3 separate regions of the Homo sapiens genome follow, and regions 1 and 2 are each linked to region 3. A link is an interaction called in ENCODE POLR2A ChIA-PET data of the cell type or tissue named here. Cell type or tissue: CD4-positive, alpha-beta T cell. All regions are shown on one strand. Links, peaks and the distances in the headings refer to the core of each region. The heading gives the core; the rest is flanking DNA.

Evidence for each region. Peaks named below come from ENCODE experiments on the same cell type or tissue, not always from the same donor. Only the 100,000 strongest peaks of a DNase experiment are listed, where the experiment ranks them.
Region 1: POLR2A ChIA-PET joins it to region 3 with 13 read pairs; 10 of 35 experiments call an interaction of 5 or more read pairs at or near these places.
Region 2: POLR2A ChIA-PET joins it to region 3 with 10 read pairs; 5 of 35 experiments call an interaction of 5 or more read pairs at or near these places.

What each region holds. Positions count from the first base shown.
Region 1 is chr15:31,202,856-31,213,189 of GRCh38, reverse strand. No RefSeq gene overlaps it. Among named protein-coding and RNA genes, the nearest start is that of LINC02352, 8.0 kb to the left of the region's middle. In CD4-positive, alpha-beta T cell, for the core only: no CTCF peak of the experiment used is centred there; DNase peaks (open chromatin) are centred at 5,739 and 10,029.
Region 2 is chr15:31,237,259-31,245,258 of GRCh38, reverse strand. No RefSeq gene overlaps it. Among named protein-coding and RNA genes, the nearest start is that of LINC03034, 10 kb to the right of the region's middle. In CD4-positive, alpha-beta T cell, for the core only: no CTCF peak of the experiment used is centred there; a DNase peak (open chromatin) is centred at 3,168; H3K27ac peaks cover 1,824 bases.
Region 3 is chr15:31,354,769-31,365,087 of GRCh38, reverse strand. The region is part of intron 1 of KLF13 (KLF transcription factor 13); the gene reads right to left. Among named protein-coding and RNA genes, the nearest start is that of KLF13, 33 kb to the right of the region's middle. RefSeq lists an enhancer at 7,105-7,604. In CD4-positive, alpha-beta T cell, for the core only: no CTCF peak of the experiment used is centred there; DNase peaks (open chromatin) are centred at 3,487 and 7,837; H3K4me3 peaks cover 5,043 bases; H3K27ac peaks cover 8,000 bases.

The DNA of each region.
Region 1 (10,334 bases), core at 2,335-10,334, 150 kb after region 3:
CCTTCCTCCTTGTAAACTCCAGCTGAGTTTTAAGGCTCAGAAGTTTTCAGGCAAAGCAACATTGGATATTAAGACCTGGAAGTTGGTTTTGTTCTTTTTTTGATCAACTAGCCCTTCTTTTATGTCTGTTCGTGGCCAGACGTAGTCTGCGGCTTCACGTAGTAACATCTGATTAAATGATGCACAGCCTATCCTGGGGCCATAGACAGATAATTGCAGGGCTTAATTTTTTCATTTGATGAATAATGAAAGCTTTGCTCATTTTGTATGTGTGGGAAAGAGACAACTTTAATATATTTGAACTTGCAAATGGCTTTTTAGTATTGCTGTCCTGACACACTATAACACAGCCCTGATTGGTTATCTACGAACCTTTCAAAACAGAACAGGCGTTTGGTGCCAAACAGGGCAGGGTGTGGAAAGGAGGGATTCCCTGCCTGTCCTTTTATGTAATGTAATGCACATACATGGCAGAACAAATATTTCTTCCCTAAACACTACATAAACAGTATATCCCACAAATGATCATCATTTGTCATGAACGGTCTCATCATATTCTAATGTCTTAGGGCTGCTACCAGGCTTTTCTCAAGCAACAGAAGAAATTATTCCTACTCGTATTGCTTCTTTTTTCCAACTTCCCTGCCTATGAGCATGGGGGGGAATAGAAAGGGCTTGGCCCAGGAGCCAGCGGGGAAGCTCTAGTTCAGCAATGAACTCTGCTGTGACTTGGCTGTGTTACATCACAGGACTCACTTTCCTTCTTTGGGTTTCGATTGCTTTATCTGTCAGTGGGCAGAAGAGTAATTCCTCTTCCCTTCCTCTCTCCCCTTCTCTCCCTCCCTTCCTTCCTTTCTTTCTCTTTATTTCTTCCTTTCTTTCTCTTCTTTCTTTTTCTCTCTTTCTTTCTTTTCTTTCTTTCCTTCTCCTTCCTTCCTTCCTCCCTCCCTCCCTGTCTTCCCTCCCTCCCTCCCTTTCTCTCTCTTTTTCTCTCTCCTTCTCTCCTTTCTCTCTCTCTTTCTCTCTTTCTTTCTTTCTACAAGATCTTGCTCTGTCACCCAGGCTGGAGTACAGCAGCGTGATCACGGCTCACTGCAGCCTCAACCTCCAGGGCTCAAGCGATCCTCCCACCTCAGCCACTCAAGTAGCTGGTACTACAGGCGTGAACCACCATGCCTGGCTAATTTTTTGTATTTTTAGTAGACACAGGGATTTGCCATGTTGGCCAGGCTGGTGTCGAATTCCTGGCCTCAAGTGATCTGCCTGCCTTGGCCTCCTGAAGTGTTGGGATTACAGGCATGAGCTACCACACCCAGCCTGTTTTATCTTTTCATTATGGAAATTTTCCCTCTCAAACAAAACCAAAGGCAGAGAGAGTTGTAAAATTAGCCCTCCCATACTCCTCACCAGCTTCAACAATTATCAGCAAATAATCAATCTTGTTTCGTGTGTGTGTATTTCCACTCACTTTACCCCTGGCTTTATTTTAAGCAAATCCCCAGACATCTGTAGTTTCATTTGTACATATTACAGAATTACATTTCTTATCTAGTGGCTTTGTCTAGTGGCTTGAAATAGCAATCATTTATTGGATCGTAATTCTGTGGGTCAACAATTTGGGCTGGGATCAGCAGGATGGTTCTTCTGTTGGTTTTGTCTGGGCTCTGCCATTTGGATGCAGTCAGCTGGTGACTTGGTTGGAGCTGGACAGTCTTTGATGGCCTCACTCACATGTTTGGGTAGTTAGCTAAGGTGCCTCAGTTCTCCAAGTGGCCTCTCCAGCAGGCTAGCTTCGGCAAGCTTTCATGGTGGCAGCTTTCCGAGAGAGGGCAAGCCCAAATGTGCAAGCACTTTTCAAGTCTCTGCCTGCATCATGTTTGCTAATATCCTATTAGCCAAAACAAGTCACATAACCAAGCCCAGCATTAATGTGGGAAGGAGAATCATAAGGGCATAGAAATGAGGAGTAATCCACTGGGGGCCATTACTGTAGCAATGTATCAAGAGAATATGCTTCTAAAATATAAAAACTCCCTCCCATACACCCTTTTTAAAAACATAACCACAATTCCATTATCACAGCATACTAAATTAACCATAAATCTTTAAATATTGACAATATCCACTTGGTGTTTACATTTCCCTAATTGACACATAAATGTTTCTGTTTTGTTATTTTTTATAGTTGTTTGAATCAGGGTTCAAATAAACCTACACACTGCATTTGGATATGTCCCTTAAGTCTCTTTAAATCTACAGATCCTCTGTTCTCTCTCTCTATTATTTTATTTTATTGTTTTTGAGACAGGGTCTCACTCTGTTGCCCAGGCTGGAGTGCAGTGGTGAGATTTAAGCTCATTGCAACCTCCACCTCCTGGATTCAAGCAGTGCTCTAGCCTCAGCCTCCTGAGTAGCTGGAACTACAGGCATGCACCACTATGTCAGGCTAATTTTTATTTTTTTTATTAGAGACAGGGTTTTGTCATGTTGGCTAGGCTGGTCTTGAACTCCTGACCTCAGGTGATCTGCCTACCTCAGCCTCCCAAAGTGCTGGGATTACAGGCGTGAACCACCTCACCCGGGCCTCTCTCTCTTTTGAATGTTATGGTACTTTATTGAAGAACCTAGGTTGTTTTTCCTGAAGAATGTCTCACATTCTGGATTATGTTGTTTGCACCCCCGTTTCTGTTTAACATGTTCTTCCATCTCTGCATTTCCTGATATATTTAGGGGATTAGATGTGGAGGACCCATCAGATTTCAGTGTAGGTTTTTGGAAATGTTTCATAGATGATGTTAGGCATTTCCACCAGCACACACATAATGTCTGGTTGTATCTCTTTTAGTGATGGTAGGATATACTATAGGGTTCGGGTGTTTTCAGCCTGACCCATCAGCTTTTTTTTTTTTTTTTTTTTTTTTTTTTTGAGATGGAATCTCACTGTGTCACCCAGGCTGGAATGCAATCGCATGATTTTGGCTCACTGCAACCTCCGCCTCCAGATTCATGTGATTCTCCTGCCTCAGCCTCCCAAGTAGCTGGGATTACAGGCACCTGCCACCATACCCAGCTAATTTTTGTATTTTTAGTAGAGATGGGGTTTCATCATGTTGGTCAGGCTGGTCTTGAACTCCTGACCTCAGGTGATCCACCCGCCTCAGCCTCCCAAAGTGCTGGGATTACAGGCTTGAGCCACCGCGCCCGGCCGACCCATCAGCTTTTTGTTGAGGGGTTTTAGCCCTTGATAATCATGACCTTCATCCGATATTCCAGTGGGGAATTCAATGTGGAATTTTCTAATTCTATCATTCCTCTGCATGGATTAGCTCATCCACAGTTTGGCTCTCCTGGGGTACTGTTTATATACAAAAGGCAAGAAAAGTCCCCATTCTTCCCCGTTATATACCAGTTTTCAGAAAATATTTTGACTTTCCAGCATTCTCCAAAAGTGATCAATTAAGATTGCTTCCTTTTGTTTCGTTTGAGCATTATGATGAAGCCATATTTGGTTTTGGTTTTCTTTTGTTTTCACATTTGAAATGTTTCTGAATACTTCAGGTTTTATTCTTTTTAATGTTCAAACTCTCCCATCTTTGGCCAATGAGGCTCTTCAAGCTGGCTCTTGAGTCCTTTTTACTCACTCTAAGGAGTCTTTCCAAGGCTCACGTTGTCCATTTCTTGCCCTGCACTGGGAGTTAGTTAGGCATTTCTCTGAGAGCATGGCTTCTTTCAGTGGAAAATGCAATTTAGAGACCACAGTCTGGGCACTGGGTGGGGTTGGAGGGTTGAGGAGAGTTATTTGTGACTAAATTAGTCATTGTTTCTATGTCTTGGAGAATTACAGCTTCAGAACTAACAGAATAATAATTTCAGGACAATAATATGAAAATTAGTACCAACAATGTGATTACTAAAGACAGTTTAAGATTTTTTGGTCTTTGCAGTTCTTTTTGCCCTTAGGATACATCTCACTAGGGATGAAGCACCCAATTACACAAAGCCTTGTGTTAAAGGGCCCTGGAAACCATTTTTCTCCGTGGGTTAAGCTACCAAGTAGATTCATACCTTTATGTCTGTCATGTTACTTTTGACCTTGAAATTGCTTTCTTTTTCCTTTTGGCTTAATTTTGTTTTATAGTTATGTAAAACATTTACATGATTTCAAAGTCCAATCTATAAGACAAAGTGTGATCAGAGGAACCTGGCTTCTATCCCAGGCCCCCACGCTTCCCTACTCCCCTTTTCTGTACCCTCCTTTTCTCACTTGAAACTGCATTGCAAGAGCACTTCCTTAGGCATCAGGAGCACTTCTTTCTTACGGACATCCAGTGGTCTGTTGTGGGGATCACCAGGGTGGGAAGAGGAGTGTCCACATTGTGCGTTGCTACCCACCATGGGTTTGAAATTGTTTTAATGGTGCTTAAAGTGTAAATGAAATAGAATAAAAGAGTAAGTATTGTTTGTGTGTAACCATTGTTTAGTTTTATATACCTGTGTATGTACTTTTTTTTTTTTTTTAACAGAGTTTTGCTCTGTCGCCCAGGCTGGAGTGCAGTGGCGTGATCTTGGCTCACTGCAACCTCTGCCTCCTGGGTTCAAGCGATTCTCCTGCCTCAGCCTCCTGAGTAGCTGGGATTACAGGCATGAGCCACCAGGCCCAGCTAATTTTGTATTTTTAGTAGAGATGGGGTTTCACCATGTTGGTCAGGCTGGTCTCAAACTCCTGACCTTAGATGATCCACCTGCCTCGGCCTCCCAAAGTGCTGGGATTATAGGCGTGAGCCACCATGCCCGGTGTATGTACTCTTTTACAGTGCATCTTGATGTGTTTTGTGCTGCTATAACATAATAATATCACAGGTGGGGTTACTTATTTATTTATTCATTGAGACAGAGTCTCGCTCTGTTGCCCAGGTTGGAATGCAATGGTGCAATCTCAGTTAACTGCAACCTCCGCCTCCTGGAGGTTCAAGCACTTCTCCTGCCTCAGCCTCCTGAGTAGCTGGGACAACAGGCATCTGCCACCAGGCCCAGCTAATTTTGTATTTTTAGTAGAGACAGGGTTTCACCATGTTGGTCAGGCTGGTCTCAAACTCCTGACCTCAGGTAATCTGCCTGCCTCAGCCTCCAGAAGTGCTGGGATTACAGGCATGAGCCACTGCACCCAGCCTGGTGGGGTAATTTGTAATGAACAAAAATTTATTGGCTCATGATTCTGGAGGCTGGGAAGTCCAAGATCAAAGGACTGACATCTGGTGAGGGCCTTCTTGCTGCATCACCCCCTAGAGGAAGGGCAAAGAAAGAGCCAGAATGAGAGCAAGGACTGAACTCCTCCTTTCTGTGGCATTTAATCCATTTATAAGAGCAAAGTCCTCATGACCTAATCACCCCTCAATGGTCCCACTTCTTAATACTGTTACAATGGCAATGAAATTTCAACATGAGTTTTGGAGGAGACATTCGAACCATAGCATAGTGCAATCTATTTGTTCGTCATCAAAAAAACTTGACAAACCCTGGATTAGTTAATTCTGAAGGTTCCTTTGGCACCAAGATTCTGTAATTCTGCCTGCTGTTTAGAGAATCATGCCCTAGGCTTCCTGGGACAAGCCCACCTTTTCCTTTGATAGATTTCTCAGGCATCAGCAGCTAACCTCTCCTGGCATTCACCTGTCTCTAAGGCAGGTGACAGTGGAAGTCAGAAGATCTAAACAGTGCCACTCTCTGCTGTGGTAGGTTCTCTGTGGTCTGGGGTTTGATCTTAGCATCTAGGTCTATATGCTTCCGGAAGCTCCCTCATCTTCTGCTGACTTGCAGGTGCTGCTGGAGATACTATCTGAGCATCCCCAAAGAGCCTTGGGAGCCATCCAGGTCCACACTCAGAAACCCACCCAGAGCTGGGGCAGTGACCTCCGTGTCCTATGGACCAGCTTGAGATATTTTCAAGATTCCCCAGGGTTACGCTGACTGGGCCAAATCCTTTGTAGAGGCTTAGTCTTTCCATGGGAATGGTTTGTACCTGGAGCCTACGAAACATGACACTGAGGGTTACCTGTTTCCACACCATTGCCTTTTTCTTTAATGATGTGTGCCCAGGACGCCCGGGGAATCGGGATTGGCTTGGTGTTGGGCTTTCCTGTGACTGGCTCAGGGTGGGCATGTGATGCAGTGAGCAGGAAGGGGAGTGTTACAGTGAGAGCTTTTCCAGGTGGTGAGGAAAAAGCACACTTTCCCTCCTGCTGGGGCCCTGTGCGGTGTGAAGTGCTGGGGGTGGGAGCAGCCCTCCGTGATTTATGAGGGAGAAACCCCAAACCCCAGACATGCTGAATAGGCCCGGCAGCCCGTGGGAGCATTCCTGAGCCTTGGCAAAGGGGCGTCCCTCAGAGTCATTATCACAGATACCACTGATGACCAGACATTCTGTGGCTTGCAGTCAGTGGCATCCTGTCAGAGAGGATCACGCTCTTCCTTTGAGGTCCACGGGAAGGGACCATGCTGGGGGTACCTTATAGGCCCCTCACTGTTTGGAGTTCTGGAGCTCCAAGAATCAAGGAATTTGGTTCTTGCCCTGCACAAATGTGAAGCGAGGATGCCCCCTTGGCATTGCCATGCCCATTGCAACGGGAATGAGAGAGGGCAGGGCAGGCTGCTCATTTTGTAATTGGCAAAGGGAGGGGGCTTTTTATAATAGAAACTAGGGCAGTTTTGACAGTCCCACGGACCCCCTTGCTTTGGTGTGAGCAGCCACACCCTGTTGTGATTTTATTGTCATCATACTGTCACTTGATCAGCTCCTTTAAGGCTTCGCTGACTTTTATTCTCTTAGATACTGTTGTTTGTGCAATAAGACTCTGAAGTCTTTGCAAGCAAGTTAAATTGAGATACACCAATTTCTTGCATGCAGTATAGGAATTATTCTCTAAAATGCAAATGTAGTATATTAGTTCTTAATGGCTAGGTGTGGATCCAAGTTTTGTGAGGTCTGGAGATTATACAGTCATAAGACTCCTTTAAGAATTAAAAATTTGGAAAATAAAAAATTAGGTATAAAAGCAAATATTTAGAATGAGAAAATAATAAACCTTACAAATTTTAAAGAGCTGAAAACCATCACAAACATCATAAAGTACAGAAATATAACATAACATCTTTTTATAGCTAACTGCCTGACATAATTATATAATACGTGTTTTCCTACATTTTTGGCTACAAATTCTTTAGTCATCCTTTATATGGCAGGTTTTTTTGGTCATATTTCCTATACAACACATAAAAGGGTAATTTAATCTTTTATCTGGCACAGGGGGCCAGAAGCTTCTTCTGTAAAGGACCAAAGCAAATATTTCAGGCTTTGGGGACCAAGCCTATGTATTAAGTACCCATATCCGCCATTGTAGCAGGAAAGTGGCCATAGACAATTTGTAAATGAATGAGCATGGCTGTGTTCCAACAAAACTGTATTTACAAAAACAAGTGACAGCCTCCAGGACGTAGTTCAATTGATAGTCTAGCATCAAAATAATAAATTTAATTAAAAGTTTAGAAAACTTTCAGCTTCACAATCCATTATTAGTAATATCATGTACATTTTTAAGACTCAAATTTGGGACCTTTTCTTTTCTTTTTTGAGACAGAGTCTCACTCTGTCACCCAGGCTGGAGTGCAGTGGCACTATCTCAGCTCACTGCAAGCTCCACCTTCTGGGTTTACGCCATTCTCCTGCCTCAGCCTCCCAAGTAGCTGGGACTACAGGTGCCTGCCACCACGCCCAGCTAATTTTTTGTATTTTTAGTAGAGACGGGGTTTCACCGTGTTAGCCCGGATGGTCTCAATCTCCTGACCTTGTGATCCGCCCTCCTCGGCCTCCCTAAGTGCTGGGATTACAGGTGTGAGCCACTGCACCTGGCTGGGACCTTTTCTAATATGTTTTTTTCTCTATATGAGCTGTAAGGTTTCCAGGCATTTTCAGGTTTTCTTGTACAGAGATTCATCTTAATTAAACACACTTTGAAGTGATAATGCCTCTTAATCCGTTTGTCACTGTTATCTGCATTTCACTGCTTTGGTGGCAGTTTTGCATGCTTTTAACTGGAGCCATCAGACATCAGGACCAGATGTATCTGAGACACTAAAACATAATGTGATAAGATGAAATGTATGAAGAACACAACTGCACACACAAATGCTTTTGCTGTGGTAGTGCTACAAGTTTATGCCCCACAAACAGAAATTCTGACAAACCCTACTTCTTTTGATTACCAGCAGCAGACCTGGCTTGGAGGGAGGGTGGCTGACAGGAGGCAGAAGTCATGGTGGACACTACCTTGTGTGACTGAGATCCTTGCTTACCTACTCCATCTGGCCCAAGGGCTCATGCAGGAAGGCTCAAGGCATCTGCTCTGAGCCTCACAGCCTTGGCCATCAACCCAGCCCTGAGCTCCCACTTGCCCTGACTGGCTGGGCAGCCCTTCCCCGCTGCCCACCTGGAAGGAGCCACCAGGGACACAATGCCAGCTCCCTGTCCTGCTCCTTCTCGTCCACTCAGAGGGGTGGAAAGAGGATCCTACAGCGGCAAGCCCCCCACAAATCACCAGTCAGGGGTTCAAGTCCCCACTTGTGAATATCACAGGGAGAGTGGCCCAGCAGACCCCTGAGTGGCATCGTCATCAAGGGTTGGAGGATCCCAGGTTAGCAGCAGTGGGAGGGAGACCAGCGAGTGCCAACAACCCAGCGTGAAGAGCACAACTCACTTGCTACACTGGCAAACCCTTGGATGAGCCCACAGTTCCTTCCAACAAGTCCGGTTTTCCCCAAACACCTTTCTGATGCATACTGTAGGATGATTTATCCTCCTTAGTGAACTTGACATAGACGACACCGTGTGATGGTTAACGTCAGGTGTCCATTTGGCTGGATTAAAGAATACCTAGAGAACTGGTTAAGCATTATTTTGGGGCATGCCTGTGAGGGTGTTTGCAGAGGAGATTGGCATGAGTTTGAGTGGACGAGGGGGGGAAGATCTGCCCTCGATGTGTGTGGGTGCCATCCAATTGGATGAAGGCCCGAATAGAACAAACAGAAAAGATAAATTGGTTGCTGTCTCTCCTAGAGCTGGAATACACTGTTCTCCTGCCCTTGGACATAAAAACTCAAGGCTTTCCTGACGTAGGACTCCAGGACTTACACCAGCAGCCCACCAAGGTTCTTAGGTCTTCAGATTTGCACTGAGCCACGCCACTAGCGTCCCAGGGTCTCCAGCATGTCGATGGTCTGTCATGGGACTTCTTAGCCTCCATAATTGTGTGAGCCAATTCCCCTAATACATTCTGTCTCTTTTTTCTACAGATCTACGTCTATATATCTATATTCCATTAGCCCTGTCTCTCTGGAGAACCCTGACTAGTACAGAGAGGATCACGAGTAAGCAAGCAGGGCACTGACCTTGGATGGGCCACTTGACCTCACAGGGGTCTGGTTTTCTGGAGACAAACAGTGAGTGCCCTCTCCGCTGTGTTAGGGTGACGCTGAGACAATAGGCAGGGAAGCCTACATCCCCCTTGGCCTTTGCCTCGGTTTGAATGGCACCATAGGGCCATTTCCATGTCCCTGCTTCCTGAATCTGAGTCCTCTCCATCCCTGCAAGGGATGCTCCATTCCCCAGACTCCAGCGAAAACCCACTGAGGCAGAAAAGCTCATTGCCCAGCAGATCCCTCGAGTCTGCTGATCTTCCATCTGTTTCGTGGGGAACAGGGGTGGAGGTGGGCAATGAAAGAGTATCCTTTCTCTCACCCATGCCCAGCCCATATTTTGGGGTCCCGAGCCAGAGGAAGGTGGGGTTGCATCCCCCTAAGGCCTGCGCCAGCATTCAGAACACAGGGTTCTCAGTGTGCAGCCTCAGTCTATGGCAGCCCCTGACAAATAGCAGGGCTTTCTGTCTGTGCAGCTGTCTGCCTTACAGAGAGCTGTTTTCTGCCACATCAAAGGCTGGGGAGAACCCGGGCATGTCAAAGGTTTGGGAGAACCCAGGCATGGCTGCTTTCTCTCCCTCCTTCTGTCCTGCCTAGCCACACAGTGATGGAGAGAACCTCGTGACAGAGCCTTGCCCAGGTGCACGTGGGGCGGAGTTCATCACAGCGCTGGCTGGTTTGTTGAAAAGGAGGCCCGGCGGCTGTTCACTGTCTTGACAAACAGCCAGAGAGGCAGGGGAACCCTACACTGTATACTTTTCTCAGTAATAAACCAAGCTATTCATGAATAATGTCCAGAGTGTGTCCTCAAAACAGCGTGGCCCTCATGGTGCTCAATGCCCTGTTAGACTCCAAGCAACCCGAGG
Region 2 (8,000 bases), core at 1-8,000, 120 kb after region 3:
TCAGGAGGGGAGCTGGGGCTAGTCCCAGAGGGAGCCAGCATGGTCTTAAAAGGCTACCTTTGAGGCCTTTGCATTGTCTTCAAATGGTGAATAAGACTTGATCTTCCAGCAAGTGAGACAAAACCCTAGGGAGCCCCAGAGAGTTGCAAGGGAACCTGGGGGCTCAAGGTTCTCAAATCCACAGATCACCATCCCAAGTGTCAGGGTCCTAGCTGGCCCCTGGCTTGTGCTGGGCCTGCCCAGGAAGGAGAGGGATACGCACAGAAAGAGCTACAGGATCTGGCTAATGCTCACCAGCACAGACTTGGTGCTGAAGGGGCTGGGTCAAGGGCAACAGAAGAGTGAGCCAGAGAAGAGAGCTTTGTTGATAGGAGGGCATTCGACCATAGCACAAAATTTAACATCTAGGGAAGGGCCCTAGAATGATTCCAGTATGCTTTTGGAATGACTCTGGAAGCTTGGGCAAAAGCAATGGCCCACTTTCTAAAGAGAAAAGCAACAGAGAAGTCACGCTTGAACTTTCAAGGCTGACTGTGGAGGAAGGGATCAGGGACCAAAAGGCTCAGAGATGCAGCTGGAAGAATCGGTCTGCTCTAGGAGACTGGAAACCCCACCATCTGCCAGTGTTCCTTGGAAGGGCTGGAGGACACTTACCATGGTGACAAGGAGCTTGCTGGTGAGGGTAGCACCAGTATTGCTAAAAAGCTCAGTGGTAGCCATCCTCAACAAGCCAGGTCTGGTGGTCGGAGATGCTACCACGGAGCAGGGCTCTCCAGGAGCAGGAGGGATGCTAGAATCTTGACTAGCAAGGACCAGGCAGCAGCACTTCACTGCAGCACTTGCTTCTTCAAGGTGGGTATAATTACTGTAATAGAATGAGCCACAAGGTCAGAACAAAGAGAAAGGGGGTAAGTGTTCTAATTTTCAGAGATACATGGACTGAAGATGGCCAATAGGACAGGATGTCCCTAGAGGCAGAGTAGATGGGCAACTATCCAGAGTACTGCTCAATATACATAAATAAAAGGGTTAAGAATGGATTCACACTCAAATGTCCAACCGTGGATGAATGGGCAAACAAAATGTCCCATATTCATACCATGGAATATCAATCAGCCATAAATGGGAAGTTGCCTGACACATGCTACAACCCAGATGAAGCTGTTCTCAACATCATGCCAAGTGAAAGAAGCCAGGCACAGAAGGACACACATCGTAGGATTCCATTTGTATGAAATGTCCAGTATCTGGCAAATCCATACAAAGAGAAGTAGACTAAACACCACTGAATTACACACTCTAAAATGATGAATTTTATGTTATAAAAAGAAAAAACCAAGAGGAGTTCACAGAAAGTCGTGGTCCTTTGCCCATTTTCCAGTCTTGAACCTGTTTTTGGACCAAGAACCCATTGACATTGACTAAAGCAGGGCCTGGTTTCTGTTAGAAAGAACCCCGTAACACTATGGTGAGTATATACAGTAGCGAGGCCTCCAGTCTTTCTCCATAAAGACCCATGGCATTCTACTTGAGTAACCACCACACTCTGGAAAAAGTAACCAGGTTTTTGAGGGCAGTTGGCTATGGTCTGAGCCAATACTCATATCTGAAGTGCCATCATGCCTCTCCTGTTAGGACGGGGACTGTGGGAATCAGGTAACAAATGACCCAATCCGTCTCACAGTGTGTCCACTGGGCCCATGAAACCACCAGTGGTTATGTCCTGAATTAGTTTAATTAGTATGGACTTACTTGGCAGTTGGCAGAACCCACAAATTGCTTCTTTGACCTGTGGAGCCTATTGGAGAAGGCCAAGTGGAAGCCCCTGAATTTCCCCCGTCAGCCAAGACAGAGAGTAAATCAAAAATGATGGGGCCAGGCGCAGTGGCTCCCACCTGTAATCCCAGCACTTTGGGAGGTGGAAGCAGGAGGATTGCTTGAGGCCAGCAGTTCAAGACCAGCCTGGGCAACACAGACTCTATCTTTCAGGCCAGGCATGGTAGCTCACACCTGTAATCCCAGAACTTTGGGAGGCCAAGGTGGGCAGATCACTTGAGCTCAGGAGTTCGAGACCAGCCTAGGCAACATGGTAAGACCCTGTCTCTCCAAAAAGTACAAAAATTGCTGGGCACAGTGGCTCATGCCTATAATCCCAGCACTTTGGGAGGCCGAGACGGGCAGATCACCTTAGGTCGGGAATTCGACACCAGCCTGACCAAAATGGAGAAACCCCATCTCTACTAAAAATACAAAATTAGTCAGGCGTGGTGGCACATGCCCATAATCTCAGCTACTTGGGAGGCTGAGGCAGGAGAATCGCTTGAACCTGGGAGGCAGAGGTTGCAGTGAGCCAAGATCACACCATTGTATTCCAGCCTGGGCAACAAGAGCAAAACTCCGTCTCAAAAAAAGAAAGGAAAAAAAGTACAAAAATTATCTAGGTGTGATAGCACATACCTATAGTCCCAGCTAATTGGGAGTGCTGAGGCAGGAGAATCCCTTGAGCCTGGGAGGCCGAGGCTGCAGTGAGCCAAGATTGCACCACTGCACTCTGGCCTGGGTGACAAAGTAAGACCCTATCTCAAAAAAAAAAAAAAAAAATCAACAAAAAACAAAACAACAAAAAAAGAAAGACTCCATCTCTACAAAAATAAAGTAAAAAACTTTAAAAATTATATTATGCCCAGGGAAGGTGTAATGGAGGACTATCAGCTAGTTGGACCACCATCAAAGATTTTAAGAGTGCCAAGGTGGTGGTCCCCATCCTATCCCCATTTAATTCACTAGAATTTGAATCATTAGTATCTTCCCTGCAGAGACCGCATGGATTATGGTGGATGAGAGTGGACTACCATAAACTTTCCCATGCAGTAGCTCAGTTGCAGCTGCTGCGCCACATGGAGCTTCTTCATCGGAGCAGATGAACACAGACTTTGGTATGGGTATGTAGCTGTTGATCTGGTGAACGCCATCTGTTCCATACCCATCAGAAGGAGGGTCAGAAGCAGCTTGTATTCACGTGTGGTAGACAAAGCAAACATTCAGAGTTTTGCCCATGGGGTAGGTTGATTCTCCTGTCCTCTGATATAATATGGTCTTCAGGAAGGGAATGGGGCTCTATGAACTTTCCGCAGAGCAGCTCACTGGTCCATTGTGTTGGTGATACCATGGTAACTAGACCTGAAGGGCAGGAAGTGACAAGTTCTCTTGATACCACGGAAGATACGATCTCTTGAGGGTAGGAGATAAACCTAGAAGGATTCAGGGGCCTGTCCCATTTGTAGTGTTTCTAGGAGCCCAGGAGTCTAGGGAATGATGTATTACACTTGCAAATAAAGGGTGAGTTGTTCCACCTTGGACTTCTAGGTCTGAGAGGAAAAAAAGCAATGAGTAGTGGGGTTTTTCGGTTTTGGAGGCATAATACTCTGCATGTGGCAACTGGTCTACCCATTTTCCAGTTGACACAGAATGTTGCTAGTTTGGGCTAGTTTTGAGTGGCTCCCAGATCCAGAAGGGGTTCTGCAGGAGCCAGACTACAGAACAGGCAGCTTTGATTCTTGGGCTAGATGAACCACAGGCAGACTCCAGATCTCATCATCCAACTCTGGGCATTGCCATCTCTTCCTTCACCTCTAACTTCATGCCTCACACCTCATGGGCCTTTCCATGATCAGGTAACAGTGGAGGAAAAAGCCCGAGCTCAGTTCATGGATGGATCAACCCAGTATGTCAGGGCAAGACAAAGACAGACAGTACCTGCACCACAGCACCACGCAGGGTTGCTGCAGTAGTCACCATCTGCCGACGATGAACATCTTCCTAATGGGCAGAGCATTCTGTGGCGCACCTGGTCATTCACTTCATGTTTCCAAGGCCCAAGGTAAAAACATCCGTGGATTTATGGGCAGTGGGGAGTGGCTGGGCTTATGGTCAGGAGCCTGGGAGGAGACCAGAAGTTCAGGGACAGAAAGGCCCCAGGGAAGAGGTAGTGGATAGACGTATGAGGGTGCGCACGGGGTGTAAGGATGTTTGAATCCACCCGGGAGAGGCACTAAGTAATCAAATGGACAAGGTTACTTGGCCAGTAGATGCCAGTCCTCCTCTGCGTTTGCCACCCAAGTGTTAGTGCGATGGAGGACAGAGCCATGGCGGGCTGTGCATGTCTGAGCCTCGTTTTTTTTTTTTTTTTTTTTTAGACGGAGTCTCGCTGTGTCGCCCAGGCTGGAGTGCAGTGGTGTGATCTCGGCTCACTGCAAACTCCGCCTCTCAGGTTCACGCCATTCTCCTGCCTCAGCCTCCTGAGTGGCTGGGACTACAGATGCCCACCACCATGCCCGGCTAATTTTTTGCATTTTTAGTAGAGACGGGGTTTCACCCTGTTAGCCAGGATGGTCTCAATCTCCTGACCTTGTGATCCGCTCACCTCAGCCTCCCAAAGTACTGGGATTACAGGTGTGAGCCACCGCGCCTGGCTAAGCCTCGATTTTAACAGGGTCTTTTATTGTTATTACTTGATGCTCTTTGCCTCTAATAAAATGCTTATGCCAAAATAGTCTTTTGTCTGATATTAATGTAATGACATCCCCTTTCTTTGAACCCCTATGTTTTTTCCAACCTTTCACTTTCAACAGTCCTGTAACCTTGTGTTTTACAAGTCTCTCATAGCTGGCCAGGCGAGGTGGCTCATGCCTGTAATCCCAGCACTTTGGGAGGCCAAGGCAGGAGGATCATTTGAGGTCAAGAGTTCGAGACCAGCCTGGCCAACATGGTGAAACCCCATCTCTACTAAAAATACAAAAATTAGCCAGACGTGATTGGGAGCGCCTGTAATCCCAGCTGTGTGGGAGGCTGAGGTGGGAGAATCACTTGAACCCAGTAGGTAGAGGTTGCAGTGAGCCGAGATCACACCACTGCATTCCGGCCTGGGCTACAGAGTGACTCTGTCTAAAAAAAAAAAAAAGAAAAAAAAACTGTATAGCTGTAATTTTTAAAATCTAGTTTGAGCAACTTAGTCTTTTAGCTGGAATATTCAGTCCATATATATAAAGTAATTGTTTATATATTTGGATTTTAATCTAACCTGTAATTGTATACTTGCTTTGTTTCCTTATCTTTTCTCCCTTCTTTAAGTATACTTATTTTTTTCTTCTCCATACCCTTGCTCCAATCTTTTAATGAATACCCTAGAATTCCAAATATAAAATTAAGAATTAGAATAATGTATTAACATATACTATGAATTCTTAATATATAAGACTCTGAACTCAATACCTTTTTGCCCTCCACTCAGATAATAGAAGGGCCTTGGAACCCATGAGCTCCATGTAACTTGTGCTTGGAATATAAGTTTTCTTATCTAGATCTTTAATTCTGTTTTGGTTTTCTTAATTCCACTAGACATTATTAATACTGCTTGCTATAGTTTGAATACTTGTCCCCTCCAAAATTCATGTTAGAATTTAACCCCCAGTGTGGCAATATTGAGAGGTAGGGCCTTTAAGAGGTGCCTGGGTCATGCAGGTTCTGCTCTGATAAAAGAATTAGTCTATTCATGAATTAATGGGTTATCATGGGAGTGGGACTGGTGGCTTTATAAGAGGAAGAGAGACCTGAGCTAGTGCGCTTAGTCCCCTCCCCTTGTGATGCCCTGAGCTGCTTTGGGACTCTGCCACGGGTCCCCACCAGCAAGAAGGTCCTCGCCAGATGCGGCCCCCAACCTTGGACTTTTCAGCCTCCATAGCTGAAAAAAATAAATTACTTTTCTATATAAATTACCTAGTTTCAAGTATTCTGTTCTAAGCAATAGAAAACAGATTAAGACATTGCTTTATGAAATCAATGGTTGTTTTTATTCACCCTCTCAGTACTTCCTGTTCTTCACTCCTTCTTCCTCCTCAAACCTTCCTCTGAGACCACTTTCCTTCTCACTGAAATGCATCTTTCAGAAATCCCTTCAGGAAGAGTCAGCTGGTGATGAACTCCCTCAGTCTTTATACTGCCCCTATTCTTGAAAAAACTTTTCCCTGGGTAGAAAATTCAGCCCTATGAAACCTGCCTCCCACTTCCCTGTCTTCAGTCACCTTTGATTGAAGTACCTGGTGCAGGTGCCCCGACTGCTGCCTGAGGTGGCTGCCTGCTGCTTCACCCTTACCCCAAAGGTGTTGGCCTTCAGTGTGGGAAGGGCCTCCACCCTGACTCCCCACCTTGGGTGGCCCCTGAGCCTCAACTCTGTCCCTTAAGGCCAAAGAGCCTTCAAAGGCCCCAGTATTCTTATCCCTCTTAATGCATGCTTTCCCCAGAAGCTGGCCTGGCAGTTCTTCATTATCTTGCTGGTTCTTTGGCACTTTTAAGATAGTATATTTATAGCAAACGCTGGTGAGGCTATGGAGAAAAGGAAACTCTTATACACTATTCGTGGGAATGTAAACTAGTACAGCCACTATAGAGAACAGTACAGAGGTTCCTCAGAAACTACAAACAGCATTACCATATATCCAGCAATTCCACTACTGAGCATTTACCCAAAGGAAAGGAAATCAGAATATTGAAGGTACATCTGCACCCCCATATTTATTGCGGCACTATTCACGACAGCCAAGGTATCAAATCAACCTATCTGTCCAACAACAGATGAATGGATGAGGAAAATGTGATATATACACACAATGGAATACTATTCAGCCATAAAAAAGAAGCAAATCCTGTCATTCATGGCAACATGGATGGAACTGGAGGACATGATGTTAAGTAAAATAAGCCAGGCACAGGAAGTTAAACACCACATGCTCTCACTCATATGTGGAAGCTTAAAAAAGTTGATCTCATAGAAGTAAAAAGTGGAACAGAGCACACTGGAGGCTGGGAAGGGTAGGGGAAGGAGGGGCTAGGAAGAGATTTGTTAAAGGATTAAAAACTACATCTGGGCTGGGCTCAGTGGCTCACGCCTGTAATCCCAGCACTTTGGGAGGCCAAGGTGGGCAGATCACTCGAGGTCAGGAGTTTGAGACCAGCCTGGCCAATATGGTAAAACCTCCTCTCTACTTAAAATACAAAAATTAGCCAGCATGGTGGCATGCACCTGTAGTCCCAGCTACATGGGAGGCTGAGACAGGAGAATTGCTTGAACCTGGGCGGCAGAGATTGCTGTGAGCTGAGATTATGCCACTGCACACCAGCTTGGGCGGCGACAGAGTGAGACTCAGTCTCAAAAAAAAAAAAAAAAAAAAAAGCTACATCTGGATAGGAGGAATAAATTATAAATTCTAATGGCCTCTAGCACTGTAAGATGACCATCGTTAACAATAATATAATATATAGTTTCAAGTAGTTAGAAGGAAGATATTGAATGTTCCCAAGACAAAGAAATGATAAATGTTTGAGATGATGGGTATGCTAATTACCCTGATTTGATCACCATACATGTATTAAAACATCACTATGTATCCCCAAAATATTTAAAATTATTATACATCAATTAAAAGATAAATAAAATACAAAATTTTTAAAGAATATTTTAAATATGTTCTAACATTTCCAGTTGTTTCCAGCAGGCAGGTTTGTCTGAATTACCCAGCTCCTTTTCCCAGACTGGGGTCCAGATGATGTCACCTTGTATTTCCTGTTACTTTTCTCTGGACACATCTGGACACATGATTTAGTCCCTATCTCATGATGAACATTTTTGGATGCGGCCCTTTAAGGGCAGTTTTTCTGTTGCATCTTTTCTTCCAAAGTAACTCTTACTTAGCAGTCCAACAAGTAAGGCAGAAAGAAAAAATGAGCTCTCCCGGGTGAAGCAGGGGTGAGGGTCCAGAACTCTCTTTGCTCAGCCTACCTCTCCTACCCCTATCAGCCTTGAGCTCCTCCTGGAAACATTCCTGGGACTCGAAAATCATTACCCTAAGAACTTAGTAATTAGTTGATTAGTTGATTAGTAAATCAACATGAATTCACTATTGCCCATACCCTGAGGAAATCCGAAGGGCAGTGTTGAATGCGTC
Region 3 (10,319 bases), core at 1-8,000:
TTCTAGCTCCCAACCTCAAGACTGCAATGTTTTTCACTCCAGGAAGACTGTTCACCCTCCTGTTCTGGAGCAGGTCAGCATGGCCAAACACAGGGGCTGATCAACTGCTGGCCTCCAATGAAACTCAGGCATACAGCCTCAGGGGTAGCAGAAAGGCCTGGCCTCTGTGGTGGGGGGTGGACTTCCTAACTCCTTAGGAGGCCATTTGACTGTCCTGCTCGTCTCTAGAAATGTTAGTGGTTTATTAAGCCACATGGAGCTGACATGCACATGGCTTCGCAGGAAGTCCAGGTTGGAAGCTCTTACCCACCCACTGAGCAGGTAAGGGAAGTGAGGCCCAGGAGGAGAGAGTGAGCTGTCATTCAGCTGGCTGGCGCCAGAGCTAGAGCCGCAGCTGGAACCTGCCTGGGGCAAGGAAGCAGCCTGCTCTACCTCCACTCCTTTGTTGATGCCTCAGGGATTGTCATCCAGCCTGTTTCTCAGTCACTGTGAGGGTTAAGTGGGAGAATACGTGGGGCACATGCCTGCTGCACAGTGGTGCTTGGAGGAGATAACAATGTTATCACCTATGGGCCAAGGGGCCCCGGGAAGCATGTTTGTGAGCCGCCCAGTAGTGAAAGAGACATGGGGGGCAGGTGTGCCCTGTCCCAGGCGCTCTGGTCTAGTGCCGCTGATCACACACTACTATCCACTCTTCACATGCAAGAGCTGGCAGGGTGCTGAAGCCTGGCTGGAGACTGCCACAGTGTCGGAGGCAACACTGCTTCAGTGAGAGAATCCTCCTTGGGCAAATGTGTGGCTCCACATTTCTACAATGCTTGCGAAGATATTTTTTAAAGTAGGCATTTTTCTTGTTGCTTTGCTTTGTTTTCGAATAGGATAACTTGATCCTAAAAATTCATACAGAAAAACACACAGTAATAGCCAGAAAAAAATCCTGCAAAACAATGACGTGGGGGAAACGAGACCACCAGGATTCAACACAGTTTCGTAAGCTGATCACTGGCCAGTGAAGCCCAGCAGAAATGGCAGAATTAGAACGAAAGGTAGTGGTAACTGTGCAAAGGACAGAGTGACATCTCGAACCCCTAGGGCAGGGAGCAGTCAATACATGTTATGAGGACACTTCGGTAGCATCTGGAAAGGCTGGGTTCATACTTCCCACCCTACACCAGGATAAATTCTAAATGGGTCAAAGATTCTAATGTGAAAAATAAAACCACAAACATTCTAGGAGAAAACTGTAAGACAGAAGTTCCTTCTATGAATCAAAGTCCACAAACCATAAAAGAAAAGACTAAAGGCTGGGCATGGTGGCTCATGCCTGTAATCCCAGCACTTTGGGAGGCTGAGGCAGGAGGATCACCTGAGGTCAGGAGTTCAAGACCAACCTGGCCAACATGGTGAAACCCCGTCTCTACTAAAAATACAAAATCAGCCGGGCGTGGTGGCGAGCGCCTGTAATCCCAGCTACTCAGGAGGCTGAGACAGGAGAATCACTTGAGCGTGGGAGGCAGAGGTTGCAGTGAGCTGAGATCACACCACTGAACTCCAGCCTGGGTGACAGAGTGAGACTCAGTCTCAATCAATCAATCAATCTATTTGACTGCACAAAACAGTATACTATACTTCTCCATGAACAAAGTCACCATAAACAAAGGCAAGAGATAACTGACAAAACTGAGAGAAAAAATATTTGCAGCTCCTATCACAAACGGCTAATCTCCAATACAGAAAGAGCTCACAGGAATTTTAAAAAGAAAAATATCCAACAGAAAAATGGGCAAAGCCCATTCATAAAAAAGGAACTACAAATGGCTCTCAAATGCATGAAAAGATGCTCCACCTCATCCATCAGGAGCTAATGGCAGATGAGACACACTGAAATGCAGCTTGGTAGCTTATCACCTTGGTGAGGCTGCAGGTAAGCAGGCATTCTTTGCTGATGGGAGTACAAACTGCTACAACCTCCATGGAGGGCGATTTGGCAATACCTATTAAAATTAGAAATGTGCACACCCTTTTACCCACATCTGAACTTTTGACATCCTAGCCTACAAACGCATTTGCACACCTACAAAACGGGATATGCTCCTGATTAGTCAATGCAGCAGGAACCTGAAAACAACTCATGTCCTTCCACTGGGGCCTGTCAAATAAATTATGGAACGCACATATAACAGAACACTATCGCAAAGAAGTAGAATGAGTTCTTTACAAACTGATATGGAAAGATCTCCAAGCTGAGTGAGGAAAACAAGGTTGAGGAGAGATGACCAGCAAGGATCTACGTGCGCCTTGGCCTGTATGTGCAGAGAGAGGGTCCCTAGGAAAGTAGGAACAGAGATCACCCAGGGGAACACTGAGCAGATGGAGAACAGGGAAGGTTGACAGAATTTTCCCTGGGGAAACTACTTAAATCTTTTAGATTCTAAAACACACAAATGCATTTCCTATTCAAAAAGTTAAATTCAAAACAAAAAATCCATAGCAAACTAGAAAATGCTAGCCATCAATAATGCCAATTTAAAAATCAGACATTCAACACTCTGGGCACATTACTGGCCCCATTCTGTATTCCCTATTTCAAAGCACAGTTCCTCATATTACCCCAAGAGCTCTCTTAAAATAACAATGGTCGCCCAGGCAGATTCTCCTCAGAATGTGCTGGGCAGTGGCTTCCAGGATGAGAAACTCAAAAATAGCAATAAAGTCCAATCTAGCTTTGTAGGAGATGTTCCCAGGGCAGGGCTCCAGGGCTTTAGAGCCCCTGGGTCACGCTGCAAACTGTCCTATTGGAGAAGGGCCCTCCCTGATAAATTGTTTGATAGGCCCAGCAGTTTAGAACGGGTCAGACCTAAAAGGCTATGGGTGACAAATATTCAGCAAAGGATTTAAACAGAAGCAGTTCCAGAGTTGTAATTCCACGTCAGAAGCCCCCTTCAGGCTCCTGAATACCACACTCCTGCCATAAGACCACTTTGTGACACCACTGTGGGCTGAAAATTAGCCCAGGTGGATGGCAGCTAGGAGAGCCAAGTCCATCCAGCCACTAGGATGCAGATCCCAAGTGCCACTGTAGGGGCTCATGAGGAGTAGGAACCAGGGAATCTGTGGACTACTGGGAAAGGGTTTTCTCTTGCACCAAGAGAAAAGGAAGGAGGGAGGGAGGGAAGAAAGAGGGCAGAGCACGTGGTGGGTAGGGAAAGGGACACAGTATGGAAAGGCCTCTTGGGCCTGCCTCTGGCTGTGACGTCTGGGGTGGGGGGTGGGGGGCACCAGCCTTGACAGTCACAGGGGAGATCTGCAGAATCTCACAGAGAAGTCCAACTGCTTCTTGACACGAACAAGCACCTGCACAGCCAGCCCCAGCTCTGCACCCCAGGTGCCCGTGCTCCCAGCCGGCTCTCTAGGCAACTGAGGGAGGGGCCCCTGTCTGCAGAGCCTTTGGCAACCATCGTGGCCCACTTCCTCTTCCTGTGTCTCCCCTCCCCCAGCCTTCATTTCCTCCCCCTGCCCTCTCCTTCTGTGTCTCCTGGGGGGGACCTTGCCTGCAGGGACCCCACCCTGCTAAGCTCTGCTACAGACACTCAATGGCACAAACAGCTGCATGTACACTCTTTACAGGGGTGCAGCTTTTACTTTTGGCCTGCACTGGGCTCATCTGACTCTACCAACCCGGAAGACAGGAAAGTGTTGATGTGAAACCCTTGTCAGAGGTGAGAAACCAAGTGACCTCACCAAGGTAACACACCCAGAAGGGTGGGCCTGAGGCTAGGCTACACCGGGAAGAAAGACATTCTCACAGCCCCTCCCCAGCATGGAACAGGAACACTGCTGCCCACGTTCACGTTCCAGGAGGAGCAAGCAGGGGCACCCACCCACAGTGCGGCGAGGCTACCCTCTGCACCCAGGGGCCCCTGCTGCCCCCACAGCCAGGCTCTACGAGGCCTATTTCACGGCAGGCTTGCCCAGGCTGGGGGCATGTGGGCCTGAGGACCTGTGGGGGACCTCCACGGTCCCCAGCTCCCCTGCAGCAGGAGGCTGCAGCTGAGGAAGGAGCCAGGCAGTTCCCTGGAAGGGCCCAGCGCTACCAGGCAGCGCACTCAAAACAATGGCACTCAGAAGCCCTGGAGGAGCCTCGGCAGGCTCCTCTTCCAGGCCCAGCACCTGCCACCTGGCCGGCTCCAGGTGCACAGCAGGCTCAGTTTTCTCAGGAAAAATGTGGCAAGGTTTCCAGCAGAATATAACGAAACAATGTATTCTTCAGGGTTGGTTTCACAAAGTAAATACATCCGAATTAAAATGAGCTTGTAATTTGGACGACGGGCCTAAAAAACGCCTTTGGTTTTTGAGGGAGCCGAGACAAAACAACAACAACAACAAATTAGACAACGGTCTGTTTTTTCTGAAACAGGTGAACAGTGCCGGGGCTTCTGCTAGGAACCTCCAGACCCCCAGGGAGGAGCTAGAAAGCCCCCAGACCTCTCCTGCAGCAGCCCAGGCCCATGGAGCCACCAGGGGCTCTCGGTCTTGCCCACTAGGAGCAAGTTACCCCTACCCTTTGGGAAAGCCCTTGTGTTCAAAAACCCTCTTGCAGAGAACAGGTGACCTGGCAGCCCCGGGCCCTGTCCCTCAGCCCTGCCCGCAGGTCTAGTAGCCCCCTACATCCTGCTCAGGCTTGTCGCAGCCTAAGTGCGTTGGAGAGGGCCTGAAACAGAGCCCCACTGCCTGCCATGTGGGGAGACCAGTGCTCTGGGGGGCCACCTCTTCTCAGGAGACAAAGCCCACCCTCTTCCCGGCACAGGCCTGCCCGCTGCATGTCCGTGCCCACACCTTCCTCCCTGTATCCTGCTGGCCCTGTTTCCTAAGCCCTTCCCTGTCCTAACCTAGAACAGGGCCCTAACCTTAAGGCAGCTGACCCCAGGGACACCAGCCGGGAAGAAAAGCAGTGCCACACTCTGCACTATCCCACGGCCAGGCCCCCAGAAGCTTCAAGGTTGGAGTGACCCCCTCTGCAACAGCTCTGTACGGGACTCCAAGACCTGAGGCTACCTAGGTCTGCCTGATGCCAAGGGAGGGCTAGCAAGAGCTGGGAGGAGCCACTGGGGCAGGAACCCTGTTCTGTGTCCTACCTGCCTCCCTCCCCCAAGACCACAACATGCGGGGTGGAGGGCTCAGCGCTCCTTGGTGTCATCCCCAAGGTTACTGGAACCAGGCTTCACAATCTGTTGGATGGGGTAGACGAGGGAGAGTAAGCACACGGAGCCAGCCCAGCTGTCTCTCTCGAATGTTCTTCTGAACCACCAATGTGAGCTGCTGATAAACAGCCCCTGGGAACGTGGACAGGGAAGAAAACAGACTACCAAGTGGCTGAGCCCCACCCTCAAATGCACACATGAAATGCATATGCCAGAGCTCTAATTGCAGGAAGGAAACAGAGGTTACCTCAGGAAGATGGGATTTGTGTGTGACTGTCCTTTCTGCATTTCTGCCTTCATCAAATGAATCACTTTGGACAGTCAGAATTAATGCAATAACACTATGTAACAAAGTGGTGTATGTACACACACGTACCTTTCACCCAAGCTCCAGCTCACCACTGGGACTGCTTCCACAGAACCCAGCACCCCAATCCCTAAGAAGGGAATAGCACTAGTTTGCATGAACCAGTACACTGCCTGGAAAGGTTAAAAGGACCACATGCCAGAATTTCATAAAGGTGTTTGCTCTCCTTTTGCTAAGGGTTACAAAACACACTTGAAAATTTCCGTTCTCAAGGTCCCTTTTAAAAACAGAAATAATAGAATACCAATGGTTTCTGCCAACAGAAGGCCAGAAGCCACCTGAGACAAGGGCTCTGGAGCTTCTCTCCTTCACGCACACCCGAGTCACAACCCTTATTGCTCCTCAATGGATAAGTAGGGAGACGTATATCGGCCCCTTGCCACAGAAGCTTCCAGATCATGGATTGTGCAAGTGAAGGCCTTCTCCAGATGAACGGTGCTACCTGTGGACTCATGAGAGCTGAACCCAAAGAACAGACATTTCCATTTCCTTTCCATTGTGAGACCCTCATCACTAGCTGCCTCCCAGGGGAAGCCAGAAGCATCTTCCCTGAGCACGGTAGGGTGACGCATGTCCAGCTGACCCCACTGCCCCCGCCTTTCCTCTGCCATCTTGAAGGGAATGTTCCCTGGCTTCAGGAGCCAGTGTGCGGTTAACATCCTTGTTCTGGGCATCGGGAGGCAATGTGACTGCTTGCGTACCAACACAGCCCTGATGGCTGGTGATAGCCCAGGGGTGACATTCCTATGCACCTCTTCAGATATTTTCTGAAACACAAGGCAAGACAGGAATATGAGGTTGGAATCCACAATTACAGAGCCAGGTTTATTTAGCTGATAAAAATGCTCTTCATTTGAGGCTGATCAAAAGTAAAGGCAATTTGTATCTAAAATACATAAAGAACTCAATCTCAACAATAAGCAAATGCCAATTTAAAAAATGAACAAAAGATCTGAACACTCTTACCAAAGAAGATAGAGAGATGGTAAACAACTGTGTGAAAAGGTGTTCAGTGTCATTTGTTATTATGAAAATTCAAATTACAACGAGATATCACTATACATATTTATGAGAATGGTTAAAATCCAAAACACTGACAATACTAAATGCTGGTGGAGCAACTGGAGCTCTCATCCATTGCTGCAAGCATGTTAACCACAGGGGAGCTGACCAGCCACTTGGGAAAACGATGTTTTGACAGAAACTGTAAGAATGCAGACAATCGCAACTGTACTATAGTCAACCTGCCAACCTTAGGTTTGGACCCCCTCCTTCCACTGCACAACTGTCTTCTTGTGAGCTGCCTTCAGTTGCTTCCAGGATATTGCTGGATGTATCTCTGGCAAACTCCTGGATAACATTGTTGGGCAAGAACAAAGGAGATGCTGGCTGCCCAACAGCTGGACAACTCTCAGCCGCCCCCTACCTAGTGCTTACCTTACCCTCATCTCTCCCCACGCCTCCTGCACTGGACCAAAGGCCTAACAGGAACTCTGGATAAAGCTGGCAGGTCAGGCACAGGCACCCACCACCCTTCCAGCCCCAGATCCCACTACAATGAAAGAAAGTGGATTTTAACAGACAAAGCAAAAGGGAAAGAGAGTAACAAAAATAATCTGGAAGCAAGAAATTAGAAAGACAGCAGAGAAGGCAAGGAAGCAATCCACGTTTCCCCACAAAGGCTCGGGAGTCTCTGGCGGGGGTGGGGGTGCAGTTGGTGGGGGGCACCTGAACATCAGATAAAGCAGCTGTGGACACAAGGTCTTTCCTCACCTTACAGATGGCTGCTTGCCCTTCCTGCACCTGCCAGGAACCAGAGGCTGACTTTCTGGGAGGGTCTACACAGGAGGGAGCTCTGGACTGACGACTCCAGACCCAGCTCAGAGTAGGGCAGCCTCCAGAACAGGGGTGTGGGGAACAGCCCACTCACAGAGTGCTGCCTCCCAGCTTCTCTCCCAGTGTGCAGCAGGACCACCCTCCCTCCCCCAGGCAGGAGCAGAACACTCCTCTTGGGGGAAAACCCGGAAGGAGATGGCCCAGTAGACCACCCACAGGAGGCCACCGTCGCTGAGCCTGATGGGCACCCAGAAGCCCCCACGCAGCTCGAGGCTCTCTGGGCCGTGTCACCAGACATCAAGGATCAGCAGACAATGCAGAAGAGCCTGACGTGGGTGGGCAAGAGACCCAGACCAAGGAGCAGAGACAGGTGATGTGGAGGGAGCAGAGGCCACGCAACGAGAAGACTTCCAGAGCTGTCACTAACATCCTCACCGCATAGACGGCCTGGCGGAAACAAGAACCGCATGTGCCTTTAAAAGGGAAGCTTAGAAACCTGAGTTTGAAAGCAAAGGCTTAGAAACCTGAGTCTGAAAGTAAAGATACAGAAGGAAAAATGTGGCAGAAATAAAAATCCCAATAGCAGGGTTGGGAGAGAACACTGAGAGAATTTCACAGAAAACAGAGCAAAAATACAAATGGATGGGTAAGAGGGAAAAAATATGAAAATGTAAGGATCAGACCAACAGCTCCAAATAAAAGGAACTGCAGGCAGCCCTGAGAACACAGGAGGTGAGGTGATCGTGAAGAAAGTGGCAAGAATGTTTTCCAGATGCCACCCGACGGGCCCGCTGCAGAGGACAGAGCTTGGCCAAGCACCTCCACACACGTGCACACCTCCAAGCCCTGGTAAAGGCACAAGCCCAAAAGGCCCTGAGAGGCAAAGAGACCGGGAGGTGCACACAGCCAGAATCAGAAAAGCTTCAGTCTTCTCCACAGCAACATCAGAGCTCCAAACCGCACGAGTAAACCATTCCCACCTATGATTCAACCCAGAGAAACGTGAATCAACCTCAGACCAGGATCAAGACATTTCCAGACATATAAGCCTTAAAACAATGGCCTCCCATTCTCCTAAGTGAATTAACGCAGGAACAGAAAACCAAACACTGCATGTTCTCACTTATTTTTTGAGACGGAGTCTCGCTCTGTCGCCCAGGCTGGAGTGCAGTGGCGCGATCTTGGCTCATTGAAACCTCTGTCTCCCGGGTTCAAGCGAGTCTCCTGCCTCAGTCTCCTGAGTAGCTGGGATTACAGGCGCCCGCCACCACGCCCAGCTAATTTTGTATTTTAGTAGAGACAGGGTTTCACCATGTTGGTCAGGCTGGTCTGAAACTCCTGACCTCAGGTGATCCATTCACCTTGGCCTCCCAAAGTGCTGGGATTATAGGTGTGAGCCACCGCGCCCGGCCAGTTCTCACTTATAAGTGGGAGCTACACACTGAGTACACAGGGACACAAAAGAGGGAACAGCAGACACCAGGTCCTACTTGAGCGGGGAGGGAGGAGGGTGAAAGACTGAAAAACTACCTATCGGGTACTATGTTTATCACCTGGGTGATGAAATAAGAACATCAAACCCCGTGACATGCAATTTACCCATGTAACAAACCTGCACATGTACCCCCAACCCTAAAATAAAAGTCAGAAGGAAAGGAAAAATGGCCTCCAGTGCACCCCTTCCAGGAGGCTATGCAGCAGGAGCTCTGCCAAGAAGCAGATGGCAGGGGCTCCAGGAAGTGGGGCCTGGATGGTAGGGGAGGGGTCCCAGGATGACAGCCAACCCCCACAGAGATGTTATCCAGGCCACACGGAGCAGGCCACACTGGGTGTGTGGGGACAAATGGGGGGCTGGGGGTGTGGGGACAACAGCACTGGGAAAACCAAGCAGAAATGGCAACTATTGAGTCTAAGGGAAAGAAACACGTGTAATGTATGGGTCACCTGCAACTAGCATTTACTGTCATGATCCCCCAAAATACCGCATGCTGGCTCCATCCTAAATATCCAATTATCACATGGGTGGGAGAAGGGTGCCTGCAGGCGCTCATGTGCCATCATGGGAAGTCAGGAGATAATGCCTAACACTCTTCTACCATCAAGAAGAGCCCCTATGAGCACGTTATCGAGCTGGGAAAGGTAAATACCAAAGGCAGTAGCTGAAGAAGCTGGCAGATGGTGGGGGTGACCTGCTTATCACAATGAACGTACAGAAAGACAGGATCCTTAAGCTATGTGTATTACCACATGCACTACTCTAACACAATTTTTAACATAATTTACAAAATGGGATGGGTATACTGCTCTCGGCAGTCCAGCCTTTCCTTAGAGCATCACTTTCTTCTCCTAGTAGCTCCTCTTCAGAAGCCATTGGAGAGTGCTGGCCCTGCCATCTCCCCAAGGCATGTGGAGATGACACCCTGCCCTTCTGCTCAGGGGAGGTGAGGGACCGTCCACAGGAGACACTTACTGAGCACCTGGCCTCTTCCTCACCTATCTGTGTTACCTTAGTAGCACTGTTGATTGTTTCGGTTGTTGTTGCTTTTGATCTCATAAACACCTGTGTCCTGGTTGCCTTCTTTTTACCTATGACTAGTTATAACTCGAGGCTGAGGGATGGCGAGATGGGCTCCAACACTTCTTTAAATGGTGGCTCCAACCCCAAGCCCGGGGGTTTTAGGGCTGGATCCACACAATTCCCAATACCAAGTCATGTGGGGTGACTTCAGGCTTTGGATTTTTTGCTTCACACTTACTGTTAGCCCAGTATGAAAATTAGACGTATCAGGCTTTCATTTGAAGATGTAAGGCACTGAAATATTTATGGACAAATTGATATTGCATCTGGGATTTCCTTCAAAACAACTGGAGAGGACGGTGGTGGGGGAGGGGCAGAGATAAGACTGCAGGGGGCT